Linked DNA regions of Homo sapiens: region 2 is linked to region 1. Evidence: chromatin loops called from intact Hi-C (ENCODE). Cell type or tissue: endothelial cell of umbilical vein. All regions are shown on one strand. Links, peaks and the distances in the headings refer to the core of each region. The heading gives the core; the rest is flanking DNA. Region 1 overlaps LOC107984606 (a long non-coding RNA gene). Region 2 holds the start of LOC105370344 (a long non-coding RNA gene).

What was found. Peaks named below come from ENCODE experiments on the same cell type or tissue, not always from the same donor. Only the 100,000 strongest peaks of a DNase experiment are listed, where the experiment ranks them.
Region 2: a loop joins it to region 1, with 2.5 times the contacts of the local background. A loop is called at or near these places in 1 of 110 quality-filtered maps.

What each region holds. Positions count from the first base shown.
Region 1 is chr13:104,771,825-104,776,233 of GRCh38, forward strand. The region is part of intron 3 of LOC107984606 (a long non-coding RNA gene); the gene reads right to left. Among named protein-coding and RNA genes, the nearest start is that of DAOA, 690 kb to the right of the region's middle. In endothelial cell of umbilical vein, for the core only: a CTCF peak has its summit at 2,042 (motif pointing right); a DNase peak (open chromatin) is centred at 2,057.
Region 2 is chr13:105,409,001-105,413,409 of GRCh38, forward strand. LOC105370344 (a long non-coding RNA gene) reads left to right here and starts at 1,816. Exons shown (of 2, transcript XR_931697.2): 1 at 1,816-1,897. In endothelial cell of umbilical vein, for the core only: a CTCF peak has its summit at 1,801 (motif pointing right); a DNase peak (open chromatin) is centred at 1,811.

The DNA of each region.
Region 1 (4,409 bases), core at 195-4,194:
TGAAGTCAGAAGATACATATCATGTGAAATAGAAGGTTGCTTTTTATGTGCATTGACAATGAAGTCATTACAATCTACAATTAAACTAGTTTTACTATCTAAATGACCAGTTGAAGTCCTCATTAATCAGACTTATTGAGTATTTGTGAAGTTTTCAATTTACACTACATGAAAAGTTTGTTATGTTGTATAAGAATGAAGTACAAAATGTATCAAATTACATAAATAAAGGGAAGTCTCATCTGAAATATATCAGAAAACAATGTGAAATTTTTTACAACTATCTTCAGATTGAAATTTGAATCAGAACGATCAATTCACAAACCACAATAGATTGGCCTATCAACCTTAATCTTAGCACCATACATTTTCTTTAAACAGGCAATTTACAAAATAGTGATAATTATTTAAGTAAACAACTTAGGCAACTTAAGTTTAAGTAAATAACTATCCCTATTTTATTGGAAGAATATTAAGGTACACAATTACTGAAAAGCAGATATCAGGCATATAGGTTTTCTGGGTGACAATATAATGAAGCAGGGAGTCTGGCCATTCAATCAAAATAAACAATTAAAACTTACCCTGTATGTCTAAATTTTAAACATTTTTCCAGAGGTATCCCTAATAAAAATGGAGTCTTTACATTTGACTGAAGTTATTCATTTATGGTGAATTCTCTATACTATTTTATTTTGAAGACAGTCTAAACAGCCCTTTCAAATATTTTGCCCTTATTTGAGCTTGTTTTCATTATTGTTCAAGTCTACTAAGTGTTGCTTTCTACAGTCCTTAATGAAAAGTTCTATTAGTTGTCATCGGTTACCCTACTTCTGGTGTTCACAGAGTCGTCAAATAGGTATGTTCTCCATGTGCGGTAAAACTAATAGAGTAACTTTACTGTGACAAAGATAGGATGCTAAAGATCTATGTGTAGATTTAGATAAATCCATTCATTAACTGTAACTTAAATATATACATCTACACATATATATAATCTATTACTTAAATAATCCATGATTTTTGCAATATAAAGGAAACTGAATAAATCACATGTAAAATAACTTTGACATTTTCACTTTGTAAGACATTTTTCTCCAAATATTATATGTTCATATAAGTTAAATAGCACTTTTTGGATATTCTAATATCAAAAATGGAGTAATCACCTTACATTTGAAGACACAGAGTATGTGGGTATAAATTGCCCCTAATAGCTCTGTGTATTTAAAATAGAATTGGCATAGAAGGTTTCTGATTTCTTTTGGAAACAATTTCAAAATTGCCCAATTTTCAGGGATTCTTGAATTTTTTTACACAATTCAGTTAAAGTTTTCTTATATCATTATGTTATAAAGCATAAAAATGTAATAATCCCTGGGAGGTTCTCATACAAGCTAAAATATTACCAGTAACTGCCTCTGCTCTAACTCTATTTCCACTCACCTTCCCACAAACCAAAGCTCTTATGCTGAATTTCGTATTTATTACTAACATGTTAATATATAACATGGCTTAATTACTAATATGTGTAAGGATAAGCAATATATTGTTTTCTTTTGCTTGCTTTGTATCACAAAAATATTATGCTGTACTTCCTCTTCTAGGGTCATATTAATTGATCAATAAATAGAAAATTAAAATGAAAAGAAAGCAATAAAAAAAACCAAGCACTCAGAAGGCATTTCCATATACATCCTCAATGACTTTCTCTGAAATGTAATACTATTCCAATTCTACCTACAGAGATTATCATCTTTACCTCTTTGTGATATTTATATAAATGAAATTATTAAGCATATACTCTCCTGTGCATGGTTTCCTTTATTCCATTTTAAATTTATAATATTCAAGTCGCTTCATACAGCATCACATCATTCTTAATTATTGCTGTACAGCATATTCCATTGACCCTGTTACCAGTCTATCAATTTTCAGCTCCAAATGGACCCTTCTCTCTGCTTTGTAACACTTTGACTGCTGGGCTCTGTTGAAATTTTTCTTTTACTAACTGATCTATTAGGCTTTGTCAATAGAGGGCACTAGAGAGGCTTCTAATACCATTGCAGGAGGAAAGAGCTTTCTTTCCTGCCTCCAGGGTACTGTTCGTGCAAAAAAACAAAACAAACAAAAAAAAAAAACCAGGAGATGAGGCATAAGTAATTCAGTAGTTCTCATCTAAGCAGCCCTTGTGGATCAACCCTGGCCAGCATTCTGTACCAGCTTTTTAACCACCAGCTGAGTGCGTGTTTCTGTGACAGCCACACACACCTTCTCCAAAGGATTTGAATCTAAGCCTTGGGGAGGTAGGGAACTAGGCATTTCTGGTGTTTTAAGTTCTTCCTTTGTTCACGCTCCTTAAAATAGGTGGTAGCTACTTTCTGCTGTTGCAAATTTTCTACCTGTTAGAGTTCTATTTTGACCCTCTTATGACTTAACCACATTAGTACTTGTGAACATTATTTCTATTAAATTTTTCCTGTTCAAATTACTTGTGTGGGACTTGCACTTCCTGCCAAGATGGAATAAACAGGATAAGATTCATGCCCCCACCAATAACAACAAAAACAAAAATCAGACAAAAATATACAGAAGACTAGTTTCAAAATACTCAAAATTCAGCAATGAAAGGCCTAATTATAATATATTTCCTGAGAGACAGAAAATAAAAAAAAAATGAGGAGGATTCTATTCACTTCCCCACCTTTTTTCCTCAAGAGAATTTCAAGGTGGTGACTTACAGAGGGGAAACTCAGGAACAGCCCAGAAGATTCCCTAAAATGAAGAGACTGGAACTGAGAGTCATGGGGCCCCAAAGTAGGTAGAGTTCTCAGGACACAGTGGAAGAGAGAGAGAGAAATCTGGGGATATGCAGAAATACTTTGAATGTTCATGAAAGTGCTGATTAGCACATTCATGTGAGCAAAGTATGTAGGTCTGAGAAAGAACCACACAAAAAGCTGAAATCAAACATTGCCCAGTATGCACACAAGGGCAGGCGTAGAGCCTCTTCCAGAAACTCCGCTGTAAAACCTCAATCCAAAGCATGTTGAGTATAGTACCCGAGAATTTCTTCCCACTTTAAAGTGCAGAATTAACCCTTGATGTAACTCTACTTCAGAACCATGTAACAAACCATAAAAGCAAGACCCAAATAAGTCACACTGTCTCCACTAACAGCATGGCAGAACAAAGTGCAAGAAGTTCAGCAGGATCTCTTCAGATGCCAGTAAACACAAACATTCAGTACTCAACACAATGAAGTCAAGTGTCAGGCATCCAATCAAAGATGATCACACATGCAACAAAGCAAGAAAATAAAATGAATGGGGGATTCAATCAATTGAATTCACTCAAAACTGACACTGATGTTAGAAACGGCAAACAAAGACATTAGGGCGGTTCTTATAATTGCATTTTGTATATTCACAATGTTAGGCAGACACTTGGAAGACACAAGAGAGGCAAAAGTCAAACTTCTAGAGGTGAAAGCTATAATGTCTGAAAAGTAAAATTGACTGGTTGTAACTAACAGCAGATTGGATATTACAGAAGAGAATATTAGTAAATTTAAAGACATAACAAAAATTACTATAAAAAAATAAGCAACAGGCAGAGAGCAGTGGCTCACGCCTGTAATCCCAGCACTTTGGGAGCCGAGGCAGGCAGATCGTCTGAGGTCAGGAGTTCAAGACCAGCCTGGCCAACATGGTAAAACCCCATCTCTAATAAATATACAAAAAAGTAGCCGGGCATGGTGGTGCGTGCCTGTAATCCCAGCTACTGGGGAGGCTGAGGCACGAGAATTGCTTGAATCCGGGAGGCAGAGGTTGCAGTGAGCCGAGATCATGCCACTGTACTCCAGCCTGGGTGACAGAGTGAGACTCTATCTAAAAAAAAAAAAGCCCAGAAGAAAATGATCGTAAAAAGGAGTGTCAATGAACTGTGGGTGAACTTCAAGCAATCTATTGATATCATATGCACAATTGGATTTTCACAAGGCAGGGGGGAAGCCAGGCCCAACAAATATTTGAAGAAATGATGGTTAAAAAGGTTTCAAACTTGGTGCAAACTACAAACCCAGAGATGCAAGAGTCTTGAGAATCCCCAAGCACAAGAAGCAGAAGAAAACTGTATATCACAATCAAATTACTGAAAACAAGTTGTACAGAATCTTAAAAAGCAGAAGAGAAAAAGACATGCTATATACAGAGAAACAAAGATAGGGATTAGAGTAGATCATAAACAATGCGAGTGGGCAAATAGTGGAACAACATTTTTAATGTTTTAAATGAAACCTAAAACCCAGAAGCCCATGAACAGCAGAAATAGATTTCAAACATGAGGTGAAATAAAGACATTTTCAGACATATAAACCTGAAAAATTAGTGTCATCACACCTGCTCTAT
Region 2 (4,409 bases), core at 232-4,231, 640 kb after region 1:
GTGAAATGACCAAAACATACATATAAAAATATATATATTTTACCATCCAATAACTAAATACCTATACCTATGTATATAAGAAATATTTGGATATTTAATATTTGAATGAATAAAACAAATGTACCTTTTGATATTCTTTCCCCAGTGTATATATGTCTATATATCATGCAGGGAAAAAAAAAAAAAACTCACAAAATCTTACATTCAGTTTTAGGTAGCTTGCAGTCCTGCGAGGTCACTGAAGAATAACAGGTTAAGAACAATGGACTTAATTCTGAGAGAAATAATGTATTAGGATTCCATTCCAATCCAATCCTTTCCATTACAAAAGTTAGGTTATAGATACGTTTACTTTTCCTTTTTAAATTCCATTAACTGTCACAAAAGCATAGCGTTCAGGAGGACAATCACAATTGGTAGCACTAGTCTATATTCTAAAATGCAATTGTAGTCTTTAACTTTCAAGTAGGGTTTCTTTTAACATGTTTGCTTCCCAAAACAGGTCACTCATTGGATTGGGCCCTGTAAAGGAGAGAAATTGATAAGCACTATAACCTAACAAGGACAGTGGAGGGTTCTTCTAATGGTGCTCTGTCAGGAAGCTGGGCTCTTCTCACTTAGAAAGCAGTGTGTTCTTATAAGCAAAGAAATGACCTCTCCCATCACTCAGTTACTAAGAGGCCACAACACCTATTCGACCTAGCATCTATTTAAAGGAAATAACTGAAGCAAGACTAAGGCATTTCAGCTACCGATGTGAGCAGCAAGCTAGGGAGTGCAGGCACTGCCACTGACTCTGGGGTTCACAAGTCTCCTGTACCCTGAGGAGCGAAAGCTCTCCCAGAGTGAACATAATAAAAACTCCTCAAAATATGTACGTAGAATACTGTCATGATCTATAGGCAAGAAGAGGGCATGTTAGAGAAGATTCGGAAGAAAATATATATAAGGATGTGTGTGTGCATCATGAAGCCATATAAAATAACCATAAGAAACATGAGGATTTTCAGAGACAATGAGGAAGAATCTCCCATGTGTAAGAAAACAAGAAAAGGACAATTGATAAAGCAACTCAGAGAAAGTTTTAGAATCTAGAGCAGCAGTTATCCAGTTATGGTGCTCAGGCAGGTCTCTGGGTGTCCCAATACACTTTTAGGGGGACTCTGGAGCCAAAACTATATTTATTGCCATAATATTAAGAAACGTTTACGCCTGTAATCCCAACACTTTGAGAGGCCGAATTGGGCGGATCACGAGGTAAAGAGATGCAGACCATCCTGTCCAACATGGTGAAACCCTGTCTCTACTAAAAATACAAAAATTAGCCGGGCGTGGCGGCGGGCGCCTGTAGTCCCAGCTACACTACTCGGGAGGGAGGCTGAAGCAGGAGAATGGCGGGAACCCGGGAGGCGGAGCTTGTGGTGAGCCGAGATCACGCCACTGCACTCCAGCCTTGGCGCCAGAGAGAGACTCCATCTCAAAAAAAACAAAACAAAACGAAATGTATTTGTCTTTTTCACTGTGCTAACATTGCATAAGGGGAGCAAAACTAGTGGCGCATCAATGGCGAAAGTGCAGATGAAGAATCGAGGAGCTACCGCACTAGGTGCCACTGAAGTCTTCACTGCTACACACCCAGTGTAAACAAACAACCAAAAACGATGCTGCTTTTAGTTAAGCACGTCCTTGATGAAGCAGCGAAAAGTGTTCATTATGTGGAATTTCCATCCTGAGTACATGCCTTTTTCACATCCTCAGATGAAATCCAGCACTTCTGCTGCACGGCAGCGTGACAGTTGACGGCAGGGGGCGCTCATGCGGTCGTTGGAGTGAGAGTTCGCTGCCTACTTTTTGGTAGCTCTTCGCTTCTAATTGAGAGAATGACTGACAAACCATGGTAATTCATAAGTAGGCATTTGGCAGACTTTTCTTTTTCAAACATGAACAAAGTGACCCTAAGGGAAACATCTGACAGTACTTGTTATTCATTATAAAATTCTAGCTTTCAAGTGAAAAGCAGAATTTCGGAAAACGTGTGTGTGCCACCATTAGCTTGGCAGCTTACGGCTTCCACACTTAAAACTCCTTTTGAGAACAGTGGTGGTATTAACAAGTGTTATTTGTATCATAAAATGTATCAACAATTGGAAAATCTGCAAAGCTTCATGAACAAACCTTTTCCAAATGACCAATGCAAAATTCTGCAAAATCACTTTTGATTAAAAGATCTCTTCAAAGTGAAAGAACGACCAATCAATTTTAATGTAACAGGTTATAAGAATTTCACTGATACAGTTCCGGATTACACATTGCAACAAACATGTAAGAAATTACCACTTGTTTAGTGCTGATGTAGTTATCTATCTATCATCTATCTATCTATCTGTACACATATATATACACACACATATATATACATATATATTCACAATTTTCTGAAAAGGTAATTGAAATACTCCTCTCTTTTCCATATCCGTGCAAGGCAAAATTTCCTTCATACATTTTAACCAAAACAAGAGCCTGCAATAGACTAAATGCTGGAGCAGATGTAAAAATCTGAAAATCTTCTCTTCAGTCAGATGTCAAAATATTTGCAAAAATATGAAATAATTTTACTCTTCTCTAAAATGTTTCTAATAGAAAATATTTTAATACATGCATTATTTATATTAAAATAGTTTATTATTTCAACACATGCTTAAAATATTTTTCTCAGTTTAATATCTAATAAAGTGAATATTGATGGATGTATCCTATATAAAAAATAGTTCTTTGGGGTCCTCAATAATTTTCAAGAGTATAAAAGTGTCCTGAAATAAAAATGTTTTCAAATCATTGATCTTTTCTAGAAGAAGCATGTCTCTCTTAATTATTGTTAAATTATTTGAACCTAGGACAGTGCCCAGCACAAGTAGTTGCAGAATGAATATTCAATAAAGGCAGGAATTAAACATGTATTCAATCTTAACTGACTATAAAATTGCTAGTAATAATTTAACAAGACATTGTTTATAAAAGCTAAATGCATACTTGTGTATATCTACAAATATATATAGTCAACTCTTCAGGTTGTTTTACTTTAGCATTTTTACTGACATATTTTTCACATAAGCAAAATTCACCAGTTACAAGAGTATATGTTAGTGTTTTGTTTGTTTGTTTTAGTATATTCACTATGCTCTGCAACAATAAATATGAAATCCAGAATTTTCTGATAACCCAAAAAGAAACCCTGTACATGTTAGCTGTTAATGGAAATCTCCCGCCAGCCACTGGCAACCACTAATCTATTTTATGCCTCTGTGCCTTTACTTGTTCTGAACATTTCTTCTGTATGGAATCATACATTATGTGGTCTTTCGTGTCAGACTTGTTTCACTTAGCATAATATTTTCAAGGTTCATCATGTAGTATGTAACACTACCGCATTCCTTTTTATGATGGAATAATATTCTATTGTATGAATATAATGGACATGTGCCTTTTTTCTTCTTTTACCTATAATGAATATGCTGCTAGGAATATTGGTGTATAGTTTTGTGAGATAATTTGTCTTACTTCAGATATGGCTTTGTTGTGTCCCCACCCAAATTTCATCTTGAATTGTGGTTACCATACTTCCCACATGTGGAAAGGACATGGTGGGAGATAATTGAATCATGGGGGTGGTTTTCTCCATACTGTTCTCATGGTAGTGAATAAGTCTGATGAGATCTCAATGGTTTTATAAGGGCAAAGCCCCTTTCACTTGGCTCTCATCCTCTCTTGCTGGCTGCCATGTAAGACATGTCTTTCACCTTCTGCTGTGATTGTGAGTGAGGCCTCCTCAGCCACGTGGAACTGGGAGTCCATTAAACCTCTTTTATGTTATAAATTACCCAGCCCCGGGGATGTGTTTATCAGCAGTGTGAAAATGGACTAACACACTTCTCTCAGGCATTTACCTAGCTGCGGAATTGCTGGGTCATATGGTAATTCTATGTTTAACTTGTTGAGGAACTGAAAACATTTCTTTTTTCATAGTGGCTGTACCATGTTTCATTCCTACTAGCAATGTATGAGGATTCCGATTACTCTACATCCACACCAATAGTTGTTTTGTTTCTGTTTGCTTATTTTTTAATTATAGCCACCTAGTAGGTGCAAAGTGCTATTTCATTGTAGGTTTGATTTGCATTCTCTAATGACTAATGCTAGTATCTTTTCACTGCTTATTGGCCATTTGTGTATCTTCTCTGGGGAATAGCTTAATATTGAACTTTGTTCATCTTTTAATTGAATTGTGTTTTTACTGCTGATTTGTAAGAGTTCTTGAAGCATTCTAGATACTTAATACTTGTCAGACATATGTTTGCAAATATTTTCTCCTATTCTGTTACTTGCTTTTCATTTTCTTGATAGTATCCTTT